3 separate regions of the Mus musculus genome follow, and all the other regions are linked to region 2. A link is a loop called in an ENCODE intact Hi-C map of the cell type or tissue named here. Cell type or tissue: heart. All regions are shown on one strand.

Region 1 (8,000 bases), 57 kb after region 2:
AAATGAGCATGTCTGTGGAATCACAAGCTGGCTCTTTGTAGCACATGTGCAGTGCAGCGCGAGAACCCCTGGCCCTGCAGGCAACAGGCAGCCTTGGGGGCTAATGGAGACTGTAGTTTACACAACCTAATCCTCCAAGGCTGTGTGAAGTAAGACAGGGTACAGCGTTTCTGTTCTTAAGCAGCCTTGTTTTCTTCACAAACACTTTGAATGATGAGTGTGAGCGCACAGTCACAATAAGTCCCCTCCGAAAGGGTTAGCTAAATTTGCTTATTTTTTAAGCGCTGGAGGGCGGATCATCAGAGGGATTAGCAGGAGCACTGCGTGTTCCCTCAGCGTTCCGATCCTCACACGACTGCACGTCTCCTGTGCCTGACCCGAGAAGGCCTCTGCTGGCAGGCTGGGATTTTAGTGTCTCACATTGCTACCTCTGAGAGCAGCTTAGCAATTAATTATTCCCGGGAAACCTCCTATTTAAAAGCTCTTTTGGACAGAGCTCGTTTTGTTAAACTTGACATGCGTCTATCCGAGGTGACTGCAAAGTGCATTTGCGGATCTCTGCAGTCCCATCGTGAGTAGCTTTTCTTCCTGGCTAATGGGCTGGACCCGGACCTGTGGGATTACACACGTGGTCCCTAGAGTGTGCTCTCCAGTGTGGGGGGAATGGAGGCTCCCCGACACGGGGGGAGGGGGGGCATGAGGATCCTTCATGGCATTTTTTATTTTTTTTATATACACTTTGTTCCTTTGTGTGTCAGGATTTTTTTTTAAGTATTAGCATCTGTGTACATGCATTCATTTCCACGGGGGCATGTGGGGGTCAAGGACAAGCGTCAGGAGTCTTCTCTTCTCACTGTGGGTTCCAGGGATCAAACTGAGGCCAGGTTTTTGCTGTGAACGACTTTACCCGTTGAACTATCATGCTGGTCCCTTCACAGTGTCTCAGAGTGACCCCTGGCTATTGTTTGCATCTGAAATGTCCCCCAGAAGCCCACATGTTAGAGCTTGGTAGCTTGGCATTACTGAAGGTGATGGAACCTGGTTAAGAGTTGGGTATACTGGGAAGGTTGCATTAAAGGCGTGTCCACAAAAATTGCATGACCCCAGTCTCTCTTCCTCCTCGCTTTCCCCTTTTGCTTCTGGCCATGGGGGTGAGCATTTGCTCTGCCACACACTGCTACCACCATATGCTGCCTGACAGAGACCCAAAGCAACTGGGCCACAACTGGGCCACCTGCATTGAAATTGTGATCTCACTCGACCTTCTCCTCTTTATAAGTTGAGTTGATTGTTTTGTGCATTTTGTTACAGCAATGGAACTCTAACGCGTTTTTCTTTGTGGACAGCTAGGACAGCGTTTCTTCCATTTTCCTGCGTGGGCAAAGCTATGCAGGGTCTCCATCAGGCTAGAGACACAGACCAGCTTGTTACAGTTTTAGGACCTGTACCACAAGCACATAACCTAGAACAGCTCTTCCTCTGTGCTCTATGAGCCTGATGATGTTGGAAAGACCTCTAACAATTTTTTTGGGACAATGGCATTTTTTCTATTTATTTATTTATTTTACATCCAGATCTCAGCTTCCCCTCCTTATCTCCCCTTTCTCCATTCTCCCCTCCCTTTCTCCTCAGTGAAGGCCAGGTTTTCTGTGGATATCAACCCACCAACATATCAAGTTGCAGTAGGACTAAGCGCATCTTCTCCTATTGAGAAGGCAGCCCAGTTAGGGGAAAGAGCTCCAAAGGCAGGCAACAGAGTCAGAGACAGGCCCTGCTCCTGTTGTTAGGGGACCCAGATGAAGACCAAGCTGCACGTCTGTCACATGTACATAGGAAGACTGGGTCTGACTCTCTGTGAGCCCCTATGTTGTATAAATTTCTACCCATAGCACACAAGAATCAGTTCCTGAGATTGGAAATGGTGTCTGGTCAGGGTTCAAATGGAGACCATACATTTAAGGAACTCCTTTTCCCCCATGTATCTCTTAAAGTTTGAGTCTGAATCATAATCCAAGCCACCAGCCTCTATACAAACTGCTAACCAAAATACTCTTTCCCTCTTAGCAGAAAGACAGCACCTCCCCCCACCCCCAACACAGCCCTGCAGACATGTAGATGTGCAGATGTGCAGGCAAGCAGATGAGCAGATGTGCAGGTGAGCAGATGTACAGATGAGCAGATGTGCAGGTGAGCAGATGTACAGATGAGCAGATGTGCAGGTAAGCAGATATACAGATGTACAGGTAAGCAGATGTACAGATGAGCAGATGTGCCCTTCTCCACCATCTAGTGGCTAGAGAGAAAAATGCTTTCCAGAGCAACACCAGCCCTGGCTTCCACATCCTGCCTGTAACAAGGTGAGCTTACAAGACTGTTAGGTACCCAGCAGGCTCATCACTTTCTTTTCTTGGTGCAATCTAGGGTAAGAATGACTTGACAGATTTCACACCCCTGCTAGGTGATGCTGGGTCTTAAATCCCAAAGTCCTCTTCTGTCTGAATACTGACATTCAGGGAGTCGAGGCTAAGGACCCAAGTTTTAAATGGTAGAGAGACAGCCTCCATGGACCATATTCACAAGGTGTTCGTATCTGAAGCAATGGTGTTTCTCAACACTATCGCTTAGCTTCTGTCAATTGTGATTCTGAGTTAGGACTGGCTTTGAAACTCCAGGCAAGTAAATTTCTTCTAAGACCTTTGTCTAAATTTTGTGATTAAAAAATGGAAGAAATCAGAAACATTGTTGCTAGCTAAGCGCTTGGTGCTTTATATCTAAAGTAACGATGTCACAGAGGCAGTAACTGAGCTGGAGATACACACAGGTCTTACAGACCCACAATAAAATGCTAAAGGACTAGAGAGACCCTAAGAGCATCAGGAGAGGGTGAGATTTAATGAGAATTGCCAACTATAGCCTCATGCAAGGTGGAGGGGAAATAACCAAAGCTGAGCTTCTTAGTCCCAAAACAGCCCTACAGGAAATTCCGTGGAGCAGTCTTCTATGGAAAACAGGAGATGTATCTTATAAATAATGAGGTGAGCAGAGCCATGAGGAGACAAGGCGCCATAGCGGAAGAGGGGAGACTGGACAAAGGATGGACCTTCCTGGCCAGAAGAAGACAGCATCCGGTGCAATGATAAGGAATGCAGTGTTCAGGTGCTGCCTGTAAAATGTCCTTTACACGGAAGGTTAGTGCATTGTATTGTGCCTAGACAGCTCTTAAAGCAGCCCCACTTTGCATTTTCCTTTTTTTTTTTTCCAGGTTGGTGTTCAGTGAGAGGTGGGGAAGCAGGAAGAGATGATCTGGAGGAATTCCTAATCAATAACTATAACATGATATCTCCTATGATGGATTAAAGGGGTGGAGAGTACGCATAAATACACAGACAACAATACATATTTGCATACAGATTGCTGTTTCATTAGCAGTGACCTTGAATGTAAGTGTTGGCCATTCGGAATTTAAATATTAGGAAGTAACTATTATAATATCAGTGTGAACCCCTTGGAGTCGGAGCGGGGGAGCCTGCAGACCCAGGCTTTGTCTCCGGTTCCTCCATTTGGTGCTGCATTAATAGCAGAAGTCTGAGCGACCGACCCCAGAGGCCCACGGTGGATGGGTGAGTAGAGAAAGCTGATCTCAGCCTGAGGCCAACCGACTCCTCCCTGCCATGAAGAACAGGAAGGCTGAGAAAGAGCACAGTGGGAAAGATAGGTGGGCGGAGCTGCCAGTGGGCCAGAGTGGAGGACAGAAAAACAAACCTCATACAGAGGGCCTATGAGTCCCCAAGCCTGCATACCTCTGTCTCAACTGTCCCCCCAGGACCCCCACTGTGTCCTCCAGGTCCCAGGAGAATCTTCCACCCCAGCTCTTGATGTCTTTAATGTCAGCTCAGATATCTTTAATTTCTGCCAGTCTTTCCTCCCCTTCCCCCAAACCGCCCACCCCCATCAAGTCTCTCATATGACCTCATCTGGGGAGTTTTCTGGGCTCCACTCTCATTGGGCTGTCAATGAGGAACATTCTCTAGACAACCGCACTGTCCTGGGCCAGTGAGGAGTCTAGCAGAATTGTAACAAAGCCATTTTCTTCTCCCAACCCTCACACTGGGAATTCCCTCACACTGGGAATATGACCTCATCCCTGAATCCAGATTATGCATGTGTGCACTCAAGTGCCTTGCCCCTCTCCCCCCGCCCCCGCCCCCATGCCATCGTGGCTGTCACTCCAGAACCCCTAAACATGAGGTAAGAGGGAAGCATCCTTAGGCAGAGACCCTAGAGGTGCAGGTAGTGAGGCTGAGGTGGCGTGGCTGGAACAGCTGCCCTCTGCTGGCTGCCTGCCCCCCCTCACAACACTCCCCCCCCCCCCATGGGAAACTTCTTTGTTAGTTTCACATCTTCTTGGCAGGTCAAGCAGACTCTGCACACACACACACCCCACTTCCCCCCCCCCCCCCCCCGTGAAGAAAAATAGATACAGGTGTCTGAAGTCTCAGGAGGGCTCCCCCAGCAGCTTTCTTGAGAATCCATAGCTTTGTCCACACAGTAGGGAAAGGCTGGAGATGAGACTGATGGGGGTCTACAACCTGGCTTAGCTCACAACACATACTCAGGTAAGGATGTCCTAGAGATAAAAAAACAACACACACACATACACACACACAACGGTAACACAGTCTTTGTGCTTTAGCACAAAAGACAGAAAACAGCACATTTTGGAGAATAAGGTAGGCGTTTTGTGATAGGGAAATAGTTCAAACTTGCCCCCGTCTTAGTACCTGAGTGTTGTGTAATGACTGCAGCTGTCTATAAGGCAGTGTCCCATGACACACTGGCTGCCATTGCCCATACTGTGCCAGAGCTCTGCCTCTGAGCTGAAAGCAAGCCTCAGAAGACATTCAGAAAGTTCACCGATAACCCTTTTTGCATTCAAACTCCTGGCTGGGACACAGGTCAGAAAATGACTTCATCTTTTCTGGATTCTTGCCCAAGGCTGAGCCCTGGCAGCTGCCACCTTGTGCCCTGGTGCTGTTCTGGCTGGACACCAGCTGGGCTCTTTTCTTCTGTCTTGGCTGCTGGCTTCACTCAGGGACAGCGGCCCCTGAATGATCATTGCTGGGTCTGAGCCATCCTCTGAGCCTACACGGCAGAAGGCACCAATGATGCACCTCTTTTGGTTTGTTTTATTTTGGCATTGGCTCTTTTAGAATGAGGTTTTTTTGTTGTTGTTTAATTTTTTGTTTGTTTTACTTTTTCTTTTCTTTTCTTTCTTTTTTTTTTTTTGAGACAGGGTTTCTCTGTGTAGCCCTGGCTGTCCTGGAACTCACTTTGTAGACCAGGCTGGCCTCGAACTCAGAAATCTGCCTGCCTCTGCCTCCCGAGTGCTGGTATTAAAGGCATGCGCCACCATACCCGGCTCTTTTTCTTTTCTTTTTTTCTTTTCTTTCCTTTTTCTTTTTCTTTTTCTTTGTGGAGATCTGGCCAAGCAGCGCTTCTGAGGAAGTGACTTATCAGCATTATCAGATTTCAAGGACCCAGAGTCATGTGAGCTGGAGGACTTCTGTTTTCTGTGACAACCATGGACCACCTATTGCTTAGTCCCATTTTACTCCCTTAATTCAGACAGTTCCTGGGACGCACATGGGCAATGTCAATCCTTGAATTTCTTCTGGTGGTCTGGGAATGTCTGCAAACGAGGTCACATGATTTGTCCCTGCCTGGCTTTGTAGAACCTCCTGAAGGTACCATATGCTGGCTACACAGTAAAGGGACTCCAAAGTATTTACACATGTGGGGGGAGCCCTCCATAACAAACAGGTTCTCTACCCTCCCTGTAACGGTGTGTAATATTCCAAACTTGGCAAATATACAGTACAGTTGGCTCCCCGTGGATTCTGCGTCTTTGAATTCAACCAATCACACACTGCAGATATATATATATATATATATATATATATATATATATATATATATTTTTAATTCTCTTTGTACTGTGTGGCGGTTTGAATATGTGTGGCCCAGGGAGTTGCTCTCTTAGGGGGCGTGGCTTTATTGGAGGAGTTGTGGCCTTGTTGGAGGAAGTGTGTCACTGTGGGGGTGGACTTTGAAACTCTGCCCAGTGTGGAAGAGCCAGTCTTCTCTTGTTTGCCTTTGGAACAAGATATAGAACTCTCAGCTCCTTTAGTGCCGTGTCTTCCTGCATGCATGCTGCCATGCTTCCTGCTATGATGATAATGGACGGAACCTCTGAGCCTGTAAGCCAGACCCAGTTAAATGTTGTCCTTTATAAGAGCTGCCTTGGTCATGGTGTCTCTTCACAGCAATGAAACCCTAACTAAGACATACTGAAACATTTCCACCAACTCCTGTCATTATTCTTGACCAAAAGAGTCCAATGACCATTTATGCAGCATTTACATTGCACTGCAAATTCCAGGTTGTTTAGAGAAGATGTCAGGTGTAAGATGATGCCTGCTGGGTCTCAGCACATGTGACACCAAGGACCATTTCACAGTCTCTGGGTTGTGGTGTGTTTGGGAACCCTGGAACCAACTGTATACATGTATATACAGTAGACTTTCCAAAGAGACTTTATACTGTAAAGCATTGCCTAATTTGAACTATAGGATGTGCATTTTTAGTGTTCTCATGACTGTTGTCATTGTTAATGCTGCTGCTACTGATATTTTACGGCAAAGGAAATCAACAACTGTAGAATCAAGAGTTTTAGGCTCCTCATCATGTTCAGGGTTAGAACTCAGACATTCCTTAGCCTGAATCCTAAATTTAAGTAGCTGAGGACTTAGCCCCTATGCGTAGCCCCTATGCCTGTTTCACTGTTTGTTAAATTAATTGTATAACTGCTTCCCTTGTCTTAAGTCTCTTTTCTCCTTTCTTCTTGTTATTTTTTGTCTTCTGGTTTCTTAAGATGAATTCTAACTCTTATTTTAAATTTTTCATTATACTAAAGACAGCGTTTAAAGCCATTTTCTCCAAAGACAACTTTTTGTGCATGCTGTAGGTCTGCTATGAGGACTCTTGGTGTGCACGCGCGCGCGCTTGTGTGTGTGTGTGTGTGTGTGTGTGTGTGTGTGTGTGTGTGTGTGTGTGCCCAGAAGAGGGTATTGGACACCCTGGAGTCACTGTGTGGGTGCTGGGAACCAGACCCTGGTCTTTTGCATAAGAAGCCAGTGCTCTTGACTGCTGAGCTGTCGTTCTCTTGCCTTCTTGCTGAATGACTCACTGCAGCCTCGGCTTCCTGCTTGCTCGGGAACATTTAATGAATGCACTTTGTTTTCTAAATAGAGAACTTTTATATGATTCATCTGTTCGGGGCTGGGGGGGTGGGGGGTGGTAAGAGACTGATGACTCTAAACTCTACTTTCTTAAACTCTCTGAAATGTCCTTCGTCATCAAGGTTCTGACAAATGCTATAAAATTTATCTTTTAAAAGATGAGAAATAAGGAAAAGTTACATATTTTCAACTTTGTGATGCAAATTTTACATATATTTTTTGCATGAGGAAAGACTTCTTTCAGATTCTATTTGTCTTTGATTATTTGAGGTCAATTCACTTGAATTCTTCAGTGAGAATATTGAAAGCCTTCATTATATCTGTGCCCCATCAAGTTCTGTTTACATTTTTGTTGCTCCATGTGTTTGGGCCTGCGTTGTTGGTATAGACAGGTGCTTTAATTTATCTAAATGACATAATGTAATATTGAACGTGCAGTAGGTCTACCTGTCAGTCACCTGGGGATTGCAAATAAAATGCACAATGAGGCACATGAAGTGTGAGAGAGAATTTACATATCAACTTTCTGTGCTAAGGGATGCCCGGGTAGCAGGTAACTCACTGCTATTTCTGGGTATGTCTGAGAGGCTGTTTCCAGGAGGAAAGGAGGTCGTTTCTCCCCAGTGTGAGCACCATCCACTTAATCAAGGGCCAAGTCAGGACAAAAGCCACAAGGTAGAGTGACTTTGGTGAAGACAAGAC
Region 2 (8,000 bases):
GTGACACAGACTTGGTCTAACCTGAATACCAGAACCCATGTAAACGAGGAATCTCTGAGTCAGTTTGGACTATAAACAGGGAGAAAAAGTACCTCAAGCCAGATGCTAGCAAATGCCTCCAAAAATGCACCTTATACAGCTGCCATGTCCGGGGAGGAAAGGCAAAGATGGAGTCAGAGAAGAAAATAAAGGGGGGAGCAGAAGATTCAGTTGCATAAAACAATACAGAAGTAATAAAAGTCCCCGCAGGAAGGCGGATTCAGCAAGCAAGACCTACGTTCAAAAGCAATGTCCTAGTTAAGATAAAACATAAAAACAAAACGGAAAACATTATAGTTTATTTGGTTAGAATTAGAAACATTTTCCCTGTTCCCTTTTTATTAATAAGGAGGAAATCAACGAGATGTCACATCCACAGACAAAGCAAACATGTACCAGTAACTTAGACGGTTACTGTCATTGTGGTGCCAAAAGCAACTGTGGAAGAGAAAGTTTGCTTTGATTCTGGTTGCAGAGGGATAAGAGTTACGAAGGCAGCAAGGCATGGTAGCAAGCGTAGGAGAAGGAAGCTGAGAGACTATAATTCCACACACAGAGAGCAGAGAGAGCCAACCAGACAAGAACCACCAGGGCCGGCCCCCAGTGACATACTTCCTCCAGCAAGGCTGCACCTCCCACACCTCTCCAAACAGTGCCACCAACTACTCCAACACTTCACAAATACCCGGGAGAACATCACAACAGTCCTAGCAAGCGCTCCAAGGCCCAAAAGGTGACTGTTCCTTACCCAAGGTTATCCCCTGAGCAGACGCGCTCTCTTCCTGTGTGTGATCTCCTTTAAGATCATAAAATCATTTCTCTATCATCATTGCTCTTTTCCAAGTACCTTTCAAACGTCCTGCAACAGGGGCATATGTCTTATATTTCAGTGTTCCCATGAACCTGCATAAGGCCTACCGCATGGTGACATTCCATAACATTTTGATGAATACATAACAACACTCATTTACCTGCAAGCCATGATCCTCCACCGCCTTGCCTTATGGAGTAAAAGTTCAGGGCGAGCCAGGCTGTGCGGGAGCCCAGGCTACACCCATTCTTCAGGCTTTGGTTTTCCAACTCCTTTTCTCTACCTGGATCCAGCAAAGGTAAAGGAAGTGCCCTTAGGTGCCCCCTACCTACCCACTCACCATACAAGCAGGGCTTTCATAGCTCACAAGAAGTGCAGCCTCAAGTTGAAGCAAGATGGCCTGTTCCCTGTCAGACTCGCAAGTTTAAAAGCACAGCATCTGAGGCTGGAAGAAAAATCAGGCCTAGCCCTGAATGGGAGTGAGCACAAACTCTCTACAAGGACATAGGCAATGTGTGCTAAAAGCCTTAATGACAGTCGGCGCATTTGGATCGGACCCTGTGTACACTCTGTGAAGCACCACCTCATTAGAATTAGAAACATTTTGTATGTTTTCATGTATCACAGAAAATAAAATAAAAACTGTGCTGGCCATTTCACTGCTGGGAGTGTAAGGCAAAGGGCAGAGAGGAGTGTGGGTTATACTGAGACTCCACTGCGTATTTTTATTTCTGATAGTTAAGTATATCAGCAAGCTCAACAGAAATGGGGGCCTACAGTCCACCCAGACATGAGAACATTGCCTTATTTGGAGAACAATAAGGGATAAAACTTCAAAGCCTATTGTGGGGGGAAACTTTAAAATACATCCTATTGTTTTTCATGAATTCCTGATAGTTCAATTTTGCTGACTCAGGACAGGGAAGTAGATGACATAGACTGACTGGCGTTACTTCTGTTTCCACTGTTGCCTCTACCACTGTTTCCCCTCCCTCCTAAGACTCTAACATTGTAACAGTAGCAGCAAAAGAAATCAAGCCTCAATGGCCTAGAGAAGCAAGTGGGTGCTACATCAGTGGTAGACTTTAAAACTTCCTTGAAGACAGAATGAATAGAGCACCCCACCCCCGCCCCCCCAGAACAGGGTGGAATGTTGCCGCCCAGAATATCCACAAAGAGCCCTGGGAAGAATAGTAGAGGCACCTTTCTGAGCAAGCCTCTCAAAAGCTCTGTGTTTGGGGCCCATAAAGTTAAGGGTGAGAAGAAGGCAAAGAGCTGACCTGTGAGTGTGTGATACAAACTGAGGACTACCTGGTGAGCCACAGCCTGAGTCTCCTGGATCCTTACTGTGTGTGGTGAAAGCAGTGAGTGTCCTTAGCAATTCAGAGGGCTCTTCTGAAGAGAACCAAGGAGCGGGCCTGGGAGTCGGCACCCTTTAGCACTTCCCACCCACGCGTGCAGAGGGCATTCCAGGAAGAATTCAAGGGAAACAATCTTAGACTCAATGCTTCCAGAATGCTTAGCCAGGGCGTTATTCTGAAATATAAACAGGCCACATCCACACTGGAAACGAAAAGCTCTCCGGCAACAGGCAGGTCAGAACTGTGATGGCTAAATTCCCAAACCCAGGAGCTGAGACCTAACCGCCTCTGATGGGATTCACAGGGGCAGGGCCTTAAGATATCAGGGCAGAGCCCTCAGGGTGAATTAAGAGCTTTTCAGCACCGAGTTGAAAGTGGTCCCTGGCATTCTTCAGGCACCAGGCCTGGTGGGGTTTTGATATTGAACTTTTAGGAGCAAACTATGAAAAAGGAATGTGACTCAGTCTATGGTGTTTTGTTACACCAGGACACACAGAATAAGAGTGTAAATACATAAATATTGGGAGAGTGATCCAGTGCAGCGAAGGGAACATCCTGATGTCTTGCTAAACTCAGAAATGATATAATTTGTATCTACTGCTCTCTGAAGAAACAATTTATTTAAACAAAAAGCTAATGTGTTTGATTGCATTCTTTCCTAGGATTTAGGATTATCTTATTTTATTGATTACTTGACAACCTTTTGTTGTTGCTGCTGCTGTTTTTGTTGTGGTTGTTGTTCCTTAACAGTACATGGTAGAGATTTTGATCATCCAGGCCTCTCTCTCTCTCTGGGTACCACACTGACTGTGTCCACAGTGTTCCTGGTGAGTGCGAGCACCTAGTGGGTCTGTAGTTATCTTGAGTTGTTCCCCTCCTCCCTTTAACACAGCTACTTTAATTTCTAGAATTTCCTTTCCCTGATAGAGTTATAAAAAGCTTCATTTATTCCTCCATGACTCTGGCAAGCATAAATTTTGTTCTCTCTCTCTCTCTTTTTTCTGCACTTATCACCCCTTCATTTTGGCCTTAATCAGAAAGTTCCCAGGAATACAGTTTCCAGACAGGAAGCAGAAGCCTACCAGTCCCCGCAGTGTTTGCAGGAGTCCCAGTCTCAGAGACATGGAGTCTTTGAGGGTATGAACCCAGGCTTGTTCAGGGCCGTGGCTCTCTGCTTTATCTGGAATCTCCAGCGAATTTAAAGATAAAGAGGTTTTTTCTTTTCTTGTCTCTTTTCTCTACAAGACGAGCTATTATTGTGTTTCTTTTAGCTGGTTCTGTTTTTAGAGCTACAAAGTCGACTCTCCATGAAGGGCCCATGGTCCTCACCTTGAACTTACTTGTCTGTTAAGTTTTCCCTGGTCTGCGAGTCAACTCTCGTGGCCTCAGCTCCAGGAGGTTCCACATGGGAAACAATCACCGGATTGTTGGAACTCAGAGCCGGAACACAATGTGAGAGTTGTTCTGGTGTGGCTCCTGCTGACCTGCTGCTAAACTAAGAGGCTTAGTCTGCGCAGCACAATCCCTGGGCTGCCTTGAGAGGACGAGCAGGAGGCTGAGAATTGGCCGTGACTCTTCCCGGGATGCAACTGAGTACAATTTCACATACAGGGACAAGTCTAGTGTAGAGGAAAATGACTCTTGGTTTGAACAGATGAGAAATGCAAGACGGGGGCTACATTTGGCAGCGGGGGCTTGGGTGGTGGTGCTGGTGACGGTGGTGGTGGGTATTTTATCTTACAGTTTTCAGTTCATTATAGCTTGTCAGAGGATGAACGGGGAGGCAGGGACTGAAACAGAGGCTCTGGAGCATGGAGTAGCACTGCTCACTGCCTTACTCCCACTTCCTGCTCAGTTTGCTTCCTTACATCACTCAGAACTACCCGCCCAAGAGAGGCACCACCCACAGTGAGCTGAGCAGTCCTACAGCGATCATTAATGAAGACATCACCCCCCCAAGCTTGCCAACAGGCAAGTCTTATGCAGTTAGTTCCTCAACTGAGTGTCCCTCTCTACAGAGGAATGGTTATCACGTTAGAGCACAGAACCTGGACTAACCCAAACCTGTATTCCCAGGCCATACCCACTCATGGTGGTCTAGAAAACACCATCCCATTCCCTTGGAGAGCAGAGCTGTGTTTCTTTCCTTTTTTTTATCACACACACACACACACACACACACACACACACACACACACACTCACACCTGTTTTAGTCACACTCTTTAAAGCAATCTGAACATTATCACAGTATAAACTCTGGTAGTAGTCACCCTTCCCTCCCGTCCTCCCAGATCCTCCTCAGTCCTCCCTTCCTACCCATTTGACCCCACATTTTCTCTTTCTCTTTAGAAAACAAACAGGCAAATAAAAATAAACAAACCAAAATTTTACAAAAAAGAAAAAATAAATAAAATATACACACACAGCAAAGCCCGTAAAAATACAAACTTGGAAACCATAATAAAAGAATGAATATATATATGTATATGTATATGTATATGTATATGTATATGTATATGTATATGTATATGTATATGTATATGTATATGTATATGTATATGTATCAAACAAAGCATTATGAGATGAAGATGGCATTGAGTTCTTTTGTGATGGCTGTCTTCTCCTGGACACGAGGCCCACCCTACATTGTAGTCTATATACCCAGTGAGACTGCATTGGAGGAAACAAGTTTTTTCTTTGAGAGTGGCTGCCAGTTAGAGATGACTTCTTGGTTAGAGATGGGAGTTCAGCTTTCTCAGTGCTGGGATGCATCTGCCTTGAACCTGTCATGCTGCCAGCCTCTGTGAGTTCATGTGCACATCAGTCCTGCTGTGTCTAAAGACACTGTTTCTTTGGTGTCGTCCACCCCCTCTGGATCTTCCAATCTTTCCGCCTTCTTTTCTGCATAGCTCCCTGAGCTTCGGAGGGAGGAGGAAATGACAGAGAGTTGTCCCATTTATGACAGAGAGTTCCAAAGGCTTTTACCCTCTGCACATTGTCCAGTTGTGGGTCTGTCTGTATTAGTTCCCGTTTACCAAGGCTGGGAGCTTTCTCTGACGATGACTGAATGAGACACTGATCTGTGGCTATAGCAGAATGTCCTTAGGAGTCACTGCTGTGTTCCTTTAGCAGAACAATAGTATTTGGCTTTCTCCTAGGCCCATGGCTTCACCAGCATCAGATTCTTGGCCACCCTAGCAGTGTTGGGTTCATCCCATTGAGTGGACCTTAAAGCCACTAAGATTGTGGCTGGTTGTTCCCACATTATCTGCGCCACTGTTGTACCAGGGTGCCATGCAGGCAGGTTAGCACTGTAGATCTCAGAGTTTGTAACTGAGTTGGTGGGGTGGTTGCCTTTATCCTCTGGTAGAGTGCAGAATATCTCCTGGTACCATGAACACGAGTCAGCAGGGGTGAGGGTTTAGTTAGGCTCAAGCTCGACTTCTCCATACTCAGTGAGGTTTGTATGATGTGGTGTCTTCAGCAATAGGGACTTACCACCAGGTTGTGGACAGGAACCAATAACCTTGGCAATAGCTTGAGATGTTTGGGGTTTCCATGGGGCCCCTTTAGCCACCAATTCAATTACATGTCACCCATTCCTGGCACTGAGGTTTCTCTTGGTGGTAAAAGATGTGTAGTTGGGGCGTTATCTCCCCTGTTATTTGGTAATTCCATTTAGATTTCTTGTGTGTGTGTGTGTGTGTGTGTGTGTGTGTGTGTCTGTGTGTGTGTGTGTGTGTGTGTGTGTGTGTAATATATAAATTTTTACTACTGTCGGTTTCCATGTGGTTCCCGAAATATACCTTAAATATGCCTTAGTTAGTTGTTCCTACTTCTTCCTCCTCTTCCCCCTTTCCATTCTAGTCCCTCTCCTGTCTCTCCCTAACTATTCTATTTCCCCTGGCTTGAGAGATCCTCATCTTCCCTTAGTTCCTTACTCTATTCCTAACCTCTGTGGTTATACAGATTGTAGTATGCATAGCAAAGGCTTAAAAGCTAACATCCATACACAAGAGAATGCATGCCATATTTGTATTTTTGGGTCAGGGTTATCTCATTCAGGATGATTCTTTTATAGCTACATCCATTTACCTGAAAGCTTGATGATTCCATTTTTTTTCTCTTTTTTTAAATTAGGTATTTTCCTTGTTTACATTTCCAATGCTATCCCAAAGTCCCCCATACCAACCCCCCCAACCCCCTACCCACCCACTCCCCCTTTTTGGCCCTGGCATTCCCCTGTACTGGGGCATATAAAGTTTGCAAGTCCAAAGGGCCTTTCTTTCCAGTGATGGCTGACTAAGCCATTTTTTGATACATATGCAGCTAGAGACAAGAGCTCCGGGGTACTGGTTAGTTCATATTGTTGTTCCACCTATAGGGTTGCAGTTCCCTTTAGCTCCTTGGGTACTTTCTCTAGCTCCTCCATTGGGGGCCGTGTGACCCATCCAATAGCTGACTGTGAGCATCCACTTCTGTGTTTGCTAGGCCCCGGCATAGTCTCACAAGAGACAGCTATATCTGGGTCCTTTCAACAAAATTTTGCTAGTGTATGCAATGGTGTCAGCGTTTGGAAGCTGATTATGGGGTGGATCCCTGGATATGGCAATCACTAGATGGTCCATCCTTTTGTCACAGCTCCAAATTTTGTCTCTGTAACTCCTTTCCATGGGTGTTTTGTTCCCATTTCTAAGAAGGGGCAAAGTGTCCACACTTTGGTCTTCGTTCTTCTTGAGTTTCATGCGTTTAGCAAATTGTATCTTTTATCTTGGGTATCCTAAGTTTCTGGGCTAATATCCACTTATCAGCCTCGAAGATATGGGTACAGGGGAAAATTCCTGAATAGAACAGCAATGGCTTGTGCTGTAAGATTGAGATTTGATAAATGGGACCTCATAAAATTGCAAAGCTTCTGCAAGGCAAAAGACACTGTCAATAAGAAAAAAAGACCACCAACAGATTGGGAAAGGATCTTTACCTATCCCAAATCGAATAGGGGACTAATATTCAAAATATATAAAGAACTCAAGAAGGTGGACTCCAGAATATCAAATAACCCCATTAAAAAATGGGGCTCAGAGCTAAACAAAGAATTCTCACCTGAGGAATACTGAATGGCAGAGAAGCACCTGAAAAAATGTTCAGCATCCTTAATCATCAGGGAAATGCAAATCAAAACAACCCTGAGATTCCACCTCACACCAGTCAGAATGGCTAAGATCAAAAATTCAGGTGACAGCAGATGCTGGCGAGGATGTGGAGAAAGAGAAACACTCCTCCATTGTTGGTGGGATTGCAAGCTTGTACAACCACTCTGGAAATCAGTCTGGCGGTTCCTCAGAAAATTGGACATAGTACTACTTGAGGATCCCGCAATACCGCTCCTGGGCATATATCCAGAAGATGTCCCAACCGGTAAGAAGGGCACATGCTCCACTATGTTCATAGCAACCTTATTTATAATAGCCAGAAGCTGGAAAGAACCCAGATGCCCCTCAACAGAGGAATGGGTACAGAAAATGTGATACATTTACACAATGGAGTACTACTCAGCTATTAAAAAGAATGAATTTATGAAATTCCTAAGCAAATGGATGGACCTGGAGGGCATCATCCTGAGTGAGGTAACCCAATCACAAAGGAACTCGCACAATATGTACTTGATGATTCCATTTTTTAATAGCTGAACAATTTCATTGTGTAACTATACCAAGTTTTCATTATCCCTTCATCTATTGATGGACAACCGTTCCAGTTCTGCTGTTATGACTATGGCACAATTAA
Region 3 (8,000 bases), 100 kb before region 2:
CTTCTCTTTGCATACCCAACTGTGCAATCGTTCCTCTGCCGGCCCTCTCCAGGGCTGAGTGGGAGGGAACATTTGCTAAGGAGTAATTTCCTGCTGCAAGCACCAATTCACAGCTGTAACACCGTCTAGAAATTTATGCAAAGAACATTTACAACCCGCACACGCGGCTACGCTTCTGTCTTTTAGCTATGTAAGGTGATAGTACTGAATGTTCTTATAAAGTGAGACTTGCACAGAGGAGTAAAACTGTCTGGCTGCCTGACAGGACGTGAAAGGATCTCAGCTCTTGCAGCTCAGACAGCTATTTGCTGACTTGATCCGAGAGCTGCTCGGAGCTCTGCCCTAAAAATAAGCACAATGGCCATCATTAAACTCTCTTGGAAGAAGCATTATCCTGGGCGTGACAGGTACTGAGCAGCACAGTTCTAATTCACTCCTAGGAAATAAAAGGACTCAAGACACGTAATGTTCTCTAACACAAAGAACTGCATTTACAAGGGCTCTGTCGGGAAGGAGAACAGCAACAATGTCAAATACACGGATGGTATGGGGGTGATAAAATGCTTTCCAAATGTGAAAACGCTGAGAAACCCTAGTGGTCACATTAATCCCCAGGACCTAGCAGCACATAGGAGATACTCAATAAACATCTTTTCCAGGAATGGTGTGGCAAACACTACATCAAGGGAACGTATTTATTAGCAAATTCAATTTTAAGTGGGATAAAGGTGTGTGGGATGGTGTGGTTTGGTGCTGGAGGGCTAACCTGGAACCTTGCACGTGCCACGTAAACACCTGGCAGGGAGGCACATCCAGAACCAGGCAAGCTAAGCCAATAACTTCCATCTCCGCTAAAACTGAATATGACCAGTTTAGCACAGACAGAACCAGGAGTCTTTGGAAATCGCTGGATGAATGGCAAAGCAAATACTAGAAATCACCCCTCCCACACTGTCACCCACCAGAGGCACTCCACCCAGACCCTTACCTCTTCCTTCTTCTCTTCTGGATGGGTGGCTCCATCGAGATTCTCGGGAAAATAGCTGTCACCGCTTTCTCCCCCCACATCACCAGCAGCGTTAAGGACAGTATCCTGGAGGGACACGGGTCCCGGTTGCCTGTGCGAAGCATCCTCAGTCCGCTCTTCACTGTCCGCTGAACTGAGGGACAGCACACTCAGACTACTGGGGCACTTAGTACTCCCTGGGCTCTGAGGGCTTTGGGGCTTGGGTGTGGTAGGTCTCAGAGGAGTGGGAAGCTGCACGGGATTAAAAGGATGTTGGCTGCCAGTATGTGCCTCACTGGAGCCTTGGCTCAACCCTTCTGGGTCCGTGGGGATTGGTGAGGGACTGCTGGCACGAGGTCCATCATTTCCCAGTGGCTGAGCACTTTTAGTTTCCAGGGGGAATACTGCAGTATCCACATCTAAGTGGGGCTCTGGAGCTGCGTAGGGCGCAGTGGTGCATGGTGCAGGGATACAGGGTGAGCCGCCACGCCTGGCATCTGGCTCCACGCTGCTGCTAGTACGACGCGAGTAGTCATCGTGTAGCTTGCTTCGTGGCGCAAGTAGTGGGTTCTCATCCCCGAGACCGGGACCAGGGCCAGGGGCTGCACTCCTGGGGGCCTCCCTCTTCCAAGCCGCATCCTTGACATTGCTCACCAGTCTCAGGACTCTGTCGAAGTCCTTGGCCCGGATGGGGCTCCTCCAGCGTCTGGTTCTTCTCTCTGAGCCACCCGGCTTCTCCGGGTCTGTGAAGAAGCTGCTCAAGGTTCTGGAGGGAACCTGCCTGTCACCCTGCAGTTCCGTGAGGTTGGATGCAGACTTGCGCTTGAAGGAGCTCTTCAGGACGCTCAAGCTGTCGATGCTCTTGCTTCTGCGTGGCAGAGGCACAGCCCTGCTGGGTTCAGGGTCTCGAACTTGGATCTCACACACGGCGGGCTCCGGCACTGGCTGCCGCCCCAGGTCCAGCAGGCTGATGCGGCCCAGGCCATAGGCCCTGCGGATGCTGCGAGAACGGTGTGTGCTCCTCTGGAAGGCGTCCTCCGTGTCCTCGGGGTCTGAGCAGTCAGACCCGGCGCCATCTCCTACAGGGCCCAAGGATGTACACCTGCCCAGGCCCTTTCCCAGGATGGCAACGGTGCCATTGGGAGCAGCCCTTCCTGGGTCTCCTGTAGGCTCCTCCTTGGAAACTTCTGCCCCCTCCCGGTTCTGAATTCCTTGAAGGACAGAAGATTTTAGTCTTTTAAAGGAGCCCATTTTACGGAAGGAGGCCAGGGCATTCCACGTGGAGGAATTCCCCACAAGGACGACTGAGCGAGGTCTCTCAGAGTTCGAATTCATCCTCTTCCGACTACCAGAGAAGAGACGTACCAGCTTCGATGGGCTGAGCCTGGTTTCCCCGGCTTCGGGATCACTGCTGGGGCTGCTTTTGCAGCCTCCATTCTGACATGCTGAGGATGTCACCATTTTCGGGGCCTTTGGGTTGGAGGCTGAACAAGTGGCTGTGGCACCTTGCCCATGGCCATCCTGGGCTGTTGTCATGTTCTTGGGGTGGGCAGCCTGGCTCAAACCCCCATTCACGCCGGTAACTGGGGGTCCCTGCTCCAGACCTTCATCTCCAAGGACAGCAGCCTGGCTTTCACATCTGCTGTGTGCATCTGGATCCGTAGTCACAGCTACTGCCTGCAGCACAAAACAAAGCAGGCGTTTAACCATTGTCCCCAAGGAGGCGCCTCTATAGAGGCTGATCGTTCAAGCTAACAACTGCTAACAGAAGAAAAACCCCACAAGCTCCAGGACAAGGCTGGGTCATTAAGAATTACTCTAAAATCTACTTCTCATCAAAGCAAGAGTGGAAGGCATGCAAATGATGTATTCCTCAAAGGAGAAACGAAAAAGACAGCTATGGATGTACATCTGACACAACGGAGAAATCCCGAAACCCCGAGAAGACCCTGGAACGCAAATGGTAAGACCTTGTTCTTTATGTGAACGGAAGGGATCTTTTATTATGAAACATCAACCCCACCGTGACTTCCAAACACGCCTACTGAAACACCAGCCTGTATGAGCAGGGGCTCGGTTGGTGGACTCCTGGGAGTTCTGACAGAGGCCAAGTGACTAAGGAAAACTGTAAGAGAAACTTACGGCATTATAGGGACTCAGGGCACAACATACCAAGCCAGAGAAGCTGGAGGAAAGGCTGTGTGCAGAAGACACCCAGAAAGTTCTACTTGTCCATAGAGTGATGTGAGGAAACACATGGGGCTGTTAGAAACTCAAGACATGGACATATGACTAAAATACCCTCTTCCCTCTGGTCCTACATCCAAGCCTCTATACATTCCTGTGCCCATTCCTCCCAAGGTTGCCCAAGCCTCCTCCACAGCACTACCTAACCCCCAAAAGTGTGTGAGAACACCACATCTTTAACCTTTCCCATCAATCAAGTCCATCTCAGCCTTTCTCGGCCTTCATAGGATGGCTCAAATGTCATGGCCCTTCTATTTCCAATAAATAAATTAATAATTGAGCTTCAGATTATGAGACCACAAAAGGCCATCGGTCAGACAATGCTTACATCATTTCTAGGCGGTTGACTAAGGTCAAGGGTAGATAGAGGCTCTGGGCTGAGGCCTTTACAGCATCACTGAGCCTTCCCAGAAGTCTGGGGCTATCAGAATGCACTCAGAAAACTGCATGGCCACGCAGGCAGGTGAGGGCATTTGTCTGGAGGTCCCGCTGCTAGTCCCCTCTGAATGATGCATTAAACCAATGCCTAGAGAGACAGAGGCACTGCTGGGATCTGTACCCTGGGCACCTGACTCCAATTCCAGCACCTTCCGACCTGTAGAAATCAAATCCCAACTTGGTTTCAGATACTAGTCAAGGCCTTTACCTCCTAGAAACAGCCAAGGCAGGAAGAGGAAACTGTAGAGAGAACCTGAGGTTCTATTTTATTTAGCTCACCATTTTTCAAGCTGGACTTGATCTATGTGAAGCGGCAGTCTGCATTACCTGCTCCTGCGCACTGCTTTCTTTCCCCTTTGGCCCCTGTATCATGCCCAGTGAGGAAGGACTGTCAGGGAGAGCCAGGGGGAACAGATAAAGGATTGATGCCACCCAGGATGTGGGAGTCTCTACTGACTTAGGCTGTCAGCACTTTACTAATAGGAAGACTGATGGCCTAACTGGGCCCTTTGCGGTGCACAAATCTAATGGAGAAGATGGTGTGTGAGAGGCGTGGGGGCGGGGAGGGGCCGTGGGTGCATTTGAATGAGCCACATGAGCTGAGTCTTAATTCTGCCTGAGAGGCGAAAGGGACCAACAGTTAGACTGCCTGCCTGTCCTCAGCATGGTGGTAGTGTGCTTACTTCCATACGCCTCAGAGTCTTAAAATGAACCACAGAGAGAAGTGTCCAAATCCAGTTTGCAGGCAAGAACTGACCACAAGGCCGAGTAGTAATAATGGTCTTTCGAGGACTTGTGTCAGTCACACAGGGGACAGCAGGATTCCCGCCTTAGAGCGGGGCTGAAGTTGGTGACACCAGTAGAGGGCACCATGAGACCTTTTTAGTCCAGGACAAAGCCTGTGTTAAGAGGACCCTGGAGGCTCAAGGGCTACAGAGAAGCATGTTGGGACATTTGAAAATGCTCCTTGAAAGACATGGGGCTATGCCTAGATGCTAAACCTACTACTGTCACACAATCTCCAGTAAGCCATCTCAGCAACCTGTGCTTCATGCTGTCTATGAAATAAGAGGGAACTATCCATCAACTCAGGATGCCATGATCCTCCAGAGGGTGCAAGCAGCAGGCCAGGCCCCTCGAGGGGTTCAGGATGGTGAGTGGAAGTTGGCATGAGGAAAGGACAGCTGGGAACACGGTGTGCCTGGCAGGAGGTGAATGAAGGTGACCAGTCTCAACTCTCAGGCAACAGCTGGGGGGTGGGGGTGGGGGGCAGTCCTTAACAAACTGGGTACAGCAAGCAGAGCAGTGCCTGCCATTGGAGGGGTGGCCCAATGCAATGAGCGCTGAGAATCATGGGAAATGGGGCAGGATGTTTACATACCCTGAGTATAAAATCTAATCATTCTTCAAGACCAATTCAGGGGTCACTTCTGTACCTCTGAAGTGAGTAAGAAAATCCGTATGTGCTTCCAGGGCGGTGGAACCTCACCCCATGTATTACCAATGCATAATGATATTGTGGGAATATGAGCAAATCTATGGGCTGTTAAGGTTTGAGAACCATGAGACTGAACACTTCAGCTTACTCAAGACTATTATCTTGATACAAGACTGCATCAGTTTTCCTGACTGTATCTACTTAGGTGACAGATCATGACATACTTGTGTGTGTTTCTTCAACTGGTGATTACATTTTTAAATTTTTTTTTATTTTTATTTTTTTTTGGTTTTTCGAGACAGGGTTTCTCTGTATAGCCCTGGCTGTCCTGGAACTCACTTTGTAGACCAGGCTGGCCTCGAACTCAGAGATCCACCTGCCTCTGCCTCCCGAGTGCTGGGATTAAAGGCGTGCACCACCACGCCCGGCTGGTGATTACATTTTAAGAGGTTTCACATATGCTAGACAAACATCTCCCGCCACTGAACTGTATCACAGCCCTTTTTTCCAATGATACTGGGTCGTTGTTATTTGTCTCGTTACTTTTTTACTTTGAGACAGGGTCTCACTAAGTTTGTATTTGAACAGCAATCCTCCTGCCTCAGCCACCCAAGTAGCACTCTAGGCACTGCTTGCCCCTATTTCTCTAGGTTGAAGATGCTTACATTTTTATTACACCAGTAAGCATTTACTATTAAAAAAAAAACACGTAAATTTAGATCCAGACTCCATCTGAATGGGTTTAGAAAGCTAACGATGTACTTACTGTCTGTCCATGAGCCAAGCAAGGCTGTTTACTGCTTTAGAGTGGAAAGTGAAAGTCACAGGAAGGAACAAAAGCTTTCCCAGAATCTCCGAGGAACACACCAAGTTGCGTTATTGAGAACCGATGCTTTGACCCCCATTAACTAACAAGGGTCGCAATTCAATTACTGGCTCCATGGCAAGCCTGATAAATCATGGGACCCCTGCCAGAGATGCTTCTGAAGGGAACTCCAAGAAAGAATTCGAGATGGGAATATTGTGACATCCAGTTGCCCACAAGCTGGCCTCCGGGGTGAATGAACTCCACAGTGGAATGTTTCTCCCCACTCGTAATGAGAAATCTCTACAAAACCAGCTGTGACCAACTCATTTCAATTAGAACCAGAAATGTCAGAGGGGTAAAATTATGCATCAGCTTGGGCTACGGACACCACCTCGGAGCACATCCGATGCTCGTCCGAAAACCAGCGAGGCTGGGGACTACCGTGCAACAGCCGCACATCCCCGTTCATCTCCATGGTTCCACTTACATTCAGACAAAAGACCCAAAAATCATTAAAACGAGTGTCCCGAAAGCAGGCAATTCATAGGTTTTTCTTTGCATCTTGCACCATCCTTCCCTGTCCTGGCTAGGATATAAACTGTCATTCTGCCTGGCTTACCCACGCCTCGTACACTACATTCTCTCCTACTGGGCATTCAGTAGCCATCTGTCTCAGAATGCTTGTCGGTGGCACTGCAGTGCTGAGTTCAAGTAATCCTGGTTTCACTTAGCAACAGCCCGGAAGCACAAAGGGAGAGGTGTCGGCAACTCAAACGATGGACACATTTTAGGTTCAGCACGATCTGAGGTCTCAGTCTGACTGATGCGGACCATTACTAGGTGATGGGTGGGGATGAGCGACCAGCAGTTAGAGTACAGTGACTGGGCATGGAGTTAGTTCAGGATTGTCACCTATCGGCCAGAACCTAGAGACCTTCTCAGCCCTCTGCCCCAGTCTCTGTGGCCACCAAGTCTCAGAGACCATCACTGCCTGGCTCACGAGACCTCCAGGGATGTGGAGTGGCACACTACCTTATCCCTAGCCTGAGGCGCCTTCCTTCTGGACAAGTCTGCCCTGGCTCCCTCCCATCTTGTAATCCCAATCACCCCCCATCCTCCAGCCTTCATTCTGTCACCGGAGTACTTCCTGGTCTGCAAATGGAACTGTCACTGGAATGCCATGTCATTGGCTGCAGGTCTCCAGACCTCTCCCCAGCCAGGCTCCATTCTGTTTGGCTCTGTGGTGCTTACTAAAACAAACAACCACAACGACAACAACGACGACGATGAAAACTGAGGGTCTTGCGCAAGTGAGGCAAGCTCTCCGCCCCTGGGTTACTCCTTTAGGCCACAGGCTGACCCCACTGCAGATCCTCTTCTGCTCTCGGATTCTCTCTCCTGCAGGGGATCACAATTCCAAGCTATCATGACTAAAGGCATCTGATAGGTCTGGTCAGTGGGAGCCAAGTGTGGGCGGGGATCTGGGAGTGGGAGGAAGGAGGCCCCAGCACCTCTGTGGGTGACATCTGTCTCTGCTTTGGCTCTGTCCCCTTACGTCTCAGATTCTTTCAGGTTGTGGGTTCAAGTGACCATTCCTCCCCTCCAGTGTAGGGGTCAGCTGCACATCTGCCAACTTGCCCAACTGAATACACAAAATCCTGTCTTGGAGTCTCTTTGCAATAGCTAGAGGCAGTTCTCTTTGCCTGTTCCATAGGCATGTACTTTGCCATGACATCATTAACTCAAGTGAGGAGGCTCTTGAGAAACTCTCCCTCCCTCTCTAACACAGGAGCCCTTTCTCTGGTTCTCAGCACCTTCTATGTAGCTCAATTGGTCCTACTGCTTACCACCCTGGCCCAGCATTTTGCTCCTCCTCTGCTTTCTCCAAGTATCTCTGAAGACTTTGAAAAGTGTGTTAAAGTAAACAAAATCAAGTCTGATTTCGCCGTCCTCATCATCCACCAGGTGAATGACGGGCAGACTGAGGATGGGGATAACACTATGTGTTCTGCACACATCAGCTAGATCAGTCTGAGGCCACATAGCTTTTCTATGGGAGCCGT

Evidence for each region. A loop is a pair of places that touch in the nucleus more often than their neighbours do. Peaks named below come from ENCODE experiments on the same cell type or tissue, not always from the same donor. Only the 100,000 strongest peaks of a DNase experiment are listed, where the experiment ranks them.
Region 1: a loop joins it to region 2, with 4 times the contacts of the local background. A loop is called at or near these places in 7 of 42 quality-filtered maps.
Region 3: a loop joins it to region 2, with 2.8 times the contacts of the local background. A loop is called at or near these places in 4 of 42 quality-filtered maps.

The regions. Positions count from the first base shown.
Region 1 is chr14:60,526,251-60,534,250 of GRCm38, reverse strand. It overlaps a transcript of Spata13 not described here. Among named protein-coding and RNA genes, the nearest start is that of Gm41166, 93 kb to the left of the region's middle. In heart, CTCF peaks have their summits at 2,300 (motif pointing left) and 4,294 (motif pointing left); DNase peaks (open chromatin) are centred at 3,080, 3,960, 5,040 and 6,100; H3K27ac peaks cover 548 bases; H3K27me3 peaks cover 388 bases.
Region 2 is chr14:60,582,965-60,590,964 of GRCm38, reverse strand. It overlaps a transcript of Spata13 not described here. Among named protein-coding and RNA genes, the nearest start is that of Gm41166, 36 kb to the left of the region's middle. In heart, no CTCF peak of the experiment used is centred here; a DNase peak (open chromatin) is centred at 3,684; H3K27ac peaks cover 1,393 bases.
Region 3 is chr14:60,685,537-60,693,536 of GRCm38, reverse strand. Spata13 (spermatogenesis associated 13) reads right to left here. Exons shown (of 13, transcript NM_001033272.2): 2 at 989-2,683. The coding sequence starts at 2,542. Among named protein-coding and RNA genes, the nearest start is that of Gm41165, 5.2 kb to the right of the region's middle. In heart, CTCF peaks have their summits at 592 and 4,546 (motif pointing right); a DNase peak (open chromatin) is centred at 4,566; H3K27ac peaks cover 272 bases; H3K27me3 peaks cover 448 bases.